2 separate regions of the Homo sapiens genome follow, and region 1 is linked to region 2. The links are chromatin loops, found by intact Hi-C in ENCODE. Cell type or tissue: CD14-positive monocyte. All regions are shown on one strand. Each heading gives the region's core, and the rest is flanking DNA. Links, peaks and the distances in the headings are about the cores only.

Evidence for each region. Peaks named below come from ENCODE experiments on the same cell type or tissue, not always from the same donor. Only the 100,000 strongest peaks of a DNase experiment are listed, where the experiment ranks them.
Region 1: it touches region 2 in a loop (4-fold over the local background); 12 of 110 quality-filtered maps call a loop at or near these places.

What each region holds. Positions count from the first base shown.
Region 1 is chr10:128,034,460-128,037,364 of GRCh38, forward strand. All of the region lies in intron 2 of PTPRE (protein tyrosine phosphatase receptor type E), which reads left to right. Among named protein-coding and RNA genes, the nearest start is that of AS-PTPRE, 27 kb to the right of the region's middle. In CD14-positive monocyte, for the core only: CTCF peaks have their summits at 1,207 (motif pointing right) and 1,416; a DNase peak (open chromatin) is centred at 1,252.
Region 2 is chr10:128,148,542-128,151,446 of GRCh38, forward strand. No RefSeq gene overlaps it. Among named protein-coding and RNA genes, the nearest start is that of MKI67, 24 kb to the left of the region's middle. RefSeq lists a silencer at 1,459-1,898. In CD14-positive monocyte, for the core only: CTCF peaks have their summits at 1,668 (motif pointing left) and 1,867; a DNase peak (open chromatin) is centred at 1,620; H3K4me3 peaks cover 1,099 bases; H3K27me3 peaks cover 650 bases.

The DNA.
Region 1 (2,905 bases), core at 156-2,655, 110 kb before region 2:
CGGGAGGATTGCTTGAGTCTAGGAGTTTGAGACTAGCCTGGGCAACATAGTGAGACCCCCCCCATCTTTACGAAAAAAAGTCTTAAATTTTGCCAGTCATGGTGGTGCATCCCTGTAGTCCCAGCTACTTGGGAGGCTGAGATGGGAGGATCCCTTGAGCCCAGGAGGTTGAAACTGCAGTGAGCCAGTCTGGCAACAGAGTGAGACTCTGCCTCAAACAAACAAATGAGGTTATGAACAGGAAGACACTAAAACTTATTTCTACAAAAACAAGGAAGCAATAAAGTGAATTAAATGATGAGAGCTCACAAAATGCTAATCTAAAAAAATGCAGGCAATTTTATTTTAAAAATTAAAACATGAATAAGAACATTGAAAAATATATTGAATGAAACATATTAGGAACAGATAAGGCTAAGAAATTGATCAGAGCCTGTGAATGTGTGCTGAGAATAAGTATTATTTTACGTTCTCATTTTATTTTCAGATAATCAATACAAAAAGGTTTTTTTCTTTTATTTTTATTTGTTGTTGTTGTTGTTGACACAAGGTCTGGCTCTGTTGTCCAGGCTGGAGTGCAGTGGCATGATCTCGGCTATTGCAACCTCCGCTTCCCAAGCTCAAGTGATCCTCCCACCTCAGTCCAGCAAGTAGCTGGGACCACAGGCACCCATCACCGCGCCCAGCTAATTTTTTGTATTTTTTGTAGAGACAGGGTTTTGCCATATTGCCCAGGCTGGTCTCAAACTCCTGAGCTCAAAGCGATCTGTCGGCCTGGGCATCCAAAAAAAGTTTTCTTAAAAACATATATATGTATATATATACACACACACACACACAAAATATGTTATTTTGTTTTCAGAAAGATTGTTTAATTTTTAAAAATATTTTGTGAATAGAACTACTTAATAGCCTCCCAGCTTAATAAAATCAAATCATTGGTCAATAAATGTTTTAGAGAAGCATATATTTTGAATCATTTTAGCCCCCTCCTTTGCTCTCCAAGAAGTCCTGGTTTGGATGAGAAATTACATGGGACCCATTCCAGGGGCTCTCTTTAAGTGCGGTGGCTTTGAAACCTGAGTATGGCTCCCAAATCATTGTCTCCTGCTTCCTTGAGAAGAACCCTCATCTGTTTCTTAGTTGAAAGCCAAACAGCTGCAGGTTTTGACCAGGTAGGTGATGGGTTCGGGCTGCAGAGAGAAAACACTACCCTCTTGGAGCTGCAGGGGGCAGTGTGGGTCAGTCCACTGCTGGACATCCTGGGCCAGCTGGAAAGGGCACTTTCGGGTTTGGTAGGGCCAGAGGGGTCAGCTGGGCAACTCCTGCTCAGAGGCACTGGCCCAGGGATGGCCCCTTGCCCTCAAATGCCCTGAAAGCTCCAATTATTGAGGTGCCGGAGAGAAAGTCAGGGACTGGGAAACGGGGACACAAGACAGCCCCTACACTCTGGGGTCTCCTGGGCTGGTTGAGACGTCCAAAACCCAAATCACCTTACACAGGGCCAGACAGTGTGATGCCAGGAAGGACTCCATCTCAGGTCGCTCAACCTCAAAATCTGGTGGGGTCAAGTAAAGGGTGAGGAGAGAGAGGGGACCACTCCAAAAGAGGAGGCAGGGATGTTGGGAAGTGGACGGGGATCAGGAAAATCCCTTTCCTACCCTGGGTGTGTACCTCGACCTGCCTTCTGCCCTCCCCCGAGCCCAGCCACCTTTTCCCAGTCTCCTGCCGAGCTCCCTTCCTCGGGCCCTAGTGCAGTGACTTCCTGCAGCTCGCCACCTTGACCCTGGCCTTCCTCCCCAATAACCCCCACAAGGAGTGCCTCCCCCACACGCTGCACTTGCAGCCCACCTCCCCTTCTGACAAGGCCCCAGACCCCAGATGCAACTCCTACAGACAGTCTCCCCAGGAATGTTCCACTGTCCTCTCTAATGCAACCTTTCATCTTCAGTAACAACAGGACATTGCTCATAGGATTTCGGTGAGGGTTGATGAGGTCATTTATCTCAGAACCTCAGGTAGCTTATCCCGCTTCATAGGAGCCCAGTAACTGGGAGCTTATATTATTGCCTTATGCCTCCAGCTAAAAATCATCCTTATCCCCACCCTAGAGCCCCCATTGTCCTTGTCTCAGCTAATGAATGATGCTCCCTCCCACCCCAGCTCCCAAGATGGAAACCCCGATACCTTTGTTGCCCCACTTATCACCCACATCCCACTGACCACCACTGCCAGGGACCCTACCTTTGAAATCCTTCTAAACTCCCTCCCTCCTTTCCATTCCCATTGCCTCCGGCTTGGTCTTTCTTAATCCATTGCTTAGACCAATACGTCTCAAATATTAATGAGCAGAGGAACCACCGAGGAATCTTCATAAAAGGTGGGAGGTCTGGGATGGTCCTGAGACTCTGCATTCCTCACATGCTCCCAGGTGATGCTCGGGCTCCTGGACCACTCTCCGGCCGCAAAGGCTATCCTGTGTCAGGAGCTGACGCGCAGCATCCAGGGCTCCCTTTGGAAACTTTCCTGGCGGCTCATGACTCGTAGCCAAGATTTTCAAACTTCAGTCTATATAAAGCCATTATTCCCCAGATACTCGGATTTCTTCCATCTGGAGTTGGGCACAGGAGTGGGCATCATTCCTTAGTGCCCCCAGGAGACTCTAATAATGTAGATTGTTAATGGAAAATGAGCCCTTAGGGCCAAGCCAAATCTAGCATAGCATTGAGGACCTACCCAATTCCTCTTCAGACTTTTCCTCCTCACTCATCTTCTCTCACATGCCAGAGAACTGTGAACTGCCTGGACAGTGGGTTCTGTCTGGGCTCCCTTCACTCCTCTGTCCCCTGGCCTGCGTCTCCCTCGCCTTCCGTCCTGAATGACTCACTCACTGCACTGCATTTCT
Region 2 (2,905 bases), core at 272-2,771:
AGATTGCGCCACTGCAGTCCGCAGTACGGCCTGGGCGACAGAGCGAGACTCCGTCTCAAAAAAAAAAAAAAAAAAAAACAAACCAACCAGATACAATTCATGGGGCTTATTGGGACCTGAATTGGAAAAATCAACTGTTACAACTCTTAACTACACTTTTATGAAGCAGTTGGAGAAATTTGAACATTGAAATTTGATGGCATCCAGGAAATACTTTTTGGTGTGATGATTTTATTATTAGTGTGGCAATGGCATTGTTATATTAAAAAGAGTCTTTAACTGTTAGTGACACACCCTGGAATATTTATGGAGAAAGAGAGATGATTTCTCACATTTGCTCCAAAATAACCCCACAGGGGTGGGGTACAGTGTGGTTAAGTGTCCTGGGGGTGGGGATTAATAGGTGACACCTAGCTATGAACATCAATCTCTGAAGCTAGGTGATGGGTACACGGGGTTTGTGTATTTTCTTTTCTTTTTTTGAGATGGAGTCTCTCTCTGTGGCCCAGGCTGGAGTGCAGTGACGCGATCTCGGCTCACGGCAACCTCCGCCTCCTGGGTTCAAGGATTCTCCTGCCTCTGCCTCCCCAGTAGCTGTGATTGCAGGACCGTGCCACCACGCCCAGCTAATTTTTGTATTTTTAGTAGAGACAGGGTTTCACCATGTTGGCTGGTCTCGAACTTTCCACCTCAAGTAAACCGCCCGCCTCCGCCTTCCAAAGTGCTGAATTACAGGCATGAGCCACCACGCCCGGCCAGTTTGTGATTCTTTCTACTTCTGTGTATGGTTAAAATTTTGCACGAGAACAAGGTTTTACAATTAAGTGTTTCAGCCATGAAGAACATTAGGAAGTCAGTCGTGGCGGGCATGGGGTTCCGTGACAGGGGTGGAGCTGGCAGGGAGAGGTGCCAGGCCCTGGTGCCGGGGCGCGCCCTACGTCTGGGGACCCCGTCCTGGGGAGTTCCTGGGTCCCGACAGCTTCAAGGCCTCTGGCTCTGGGCGGCCTCAGCATTGTAGTGTCACCCGCCGCCGGCTTCCCGCACAGTCAGGACGACCCCGCGTCCGGTGACAGCCGTCCGACCCCTCTCAGAAAAGGAACTTCCCTTAACATTTAAAGTACATCAATTGCCAACATTTCAAACAAAAATCTAGCTTTCTGGCTTCTCTTGAAAGAGCAAAGGATCAGGTCACCTTCGCAGGCCCAGACTCCACCGTCAGCTGCCGCCGACGGAGCCCACAGAGGAGGCTCGGGCGCCCGCGCCCCCTGCGCAGCGGCCCCTCCGCAGCGGCCCCAGCCCGCGTCCCCGCAGCGCCCCTTCCGAAGCGCCCCCTCCGAAGCGCCCACAGCCCGCGTTCCCGCCCGCACCCCAGCCCGCGCCCCCTGCCCGGGTTCCCGCAGTGCCCCCTCCGCAGCGCCCCCTCCGCAGTGCCCCCAGCCCGCCTCCTCGCAGCGCCCCCCGCAGCGCCCCCCGCAGCGCCCCCAGCCCGCCCCACCTGCAGCGCCCCCAGCCTGTGTCCCCGGCCCGCGACACCAGCCGGCGCCCCGCAGCGCCCCCGCACGTCGGTCACAGGAGCGGAGCCCACGCGGCCCTGGAGCGCGGTGGCTGGGCCCGTAGCGCCACCTGGCGGCGGATCAGGGCCCCCGCGCCCTTGCGTCCTCGGAAGGGGGAGGGGAAGGGACTCCACCCTGCACCCCCCACAGCGCGCTCCCGAGGCCGTTTCCCAAGGATGCGCGGGCCCGAGGGGATGGGGACGCGGCCCGCGCGGCGCGTTCCTGGCTACCTGGAGTCTGGGAATGGCGAATCCCACTCGCAGCGGACACAGGCGAGGCGCAGCGGGACGGGATTGGTGGGAACGGAAACAGCGGTCACCTGGGAGCCCAGAACCAGCGAGTGCGCGGTGCAGCGTTCGCTTACCAAACGTTGTGGGACAAACGCCTTTCAACTGTTTCTGGACGCCAGTGGGCCGGCGTTACCCTGTTGAGCCATTCCTTTCTATTAGCTTACTATTGTTAGTATTGTTATTATTTGGAAACTTTAGCCTACAACGATATATTTATTAATTTGGAAACTTAAGACATATCTGCCCAATCAGCCACTCTGTGTTTTAGGCATTCATCTCTGGTCCGTTTGATCTCAGGCAGCGTGCTGAAAAGGATGAACCGGGCAGCTGGAGTTGTCCAGGGGCACGTAGCCTGCGGGGCGCACGGAGGGGCCTCGAGCGCGTGGCCCTGCGCGTCCCGGGGGGCGCCCGCTGTCCACAGCCGCCTAGGGAGCTCCGCCACCACCCCTCGGAGATGGAACTCCCATGACACAAATTTCCCTATATAGCAAACCTGTGCTTGTACCCCTGAACTTAAAAGTTCTCCCCCACCAAAACACAAAAAACTAAAAACTAAGGAACATTCCTTCCTAGACGTCTATAATCAGTATCATAAAGATCCCCTTGCTGGTGGTTACCCAACTAAGAGTTCATGGAGCAACAGTTTAACTTTTGTTTTCTTTTAAAATCAAAGCTGTACTTACACCTGATTTAAAAAACAAAATAGGTTTAGAAGGCTTGTTACAAATCACACACCCCCGTAACTCAGAGCAACCCTGTTCGGCCCACCTGCTGTTATTCCTTTCCCAGGAGGCAACTGCTTTGGATCCTTTTAGCTAACCAGCGGTGCAGCGACGGATTCTGTGTTGGTGCAGTCCTTCTTGCTGTCTCATGGTTGAGCACCCTTCCCACTGGGGAGATGATAAAGCACACCGGGTTCTTCCCTGTCACCGCCCGCAACCCCCACTCATGCCTTTCCTATCCATGCATGCTTCTCATGTACTTATATTGTGATTTTGACTACAACAGTGTACATTATTACAGCTATGTAAATGCTGTTTGAAGCTAAGCCATGTAGTAAAT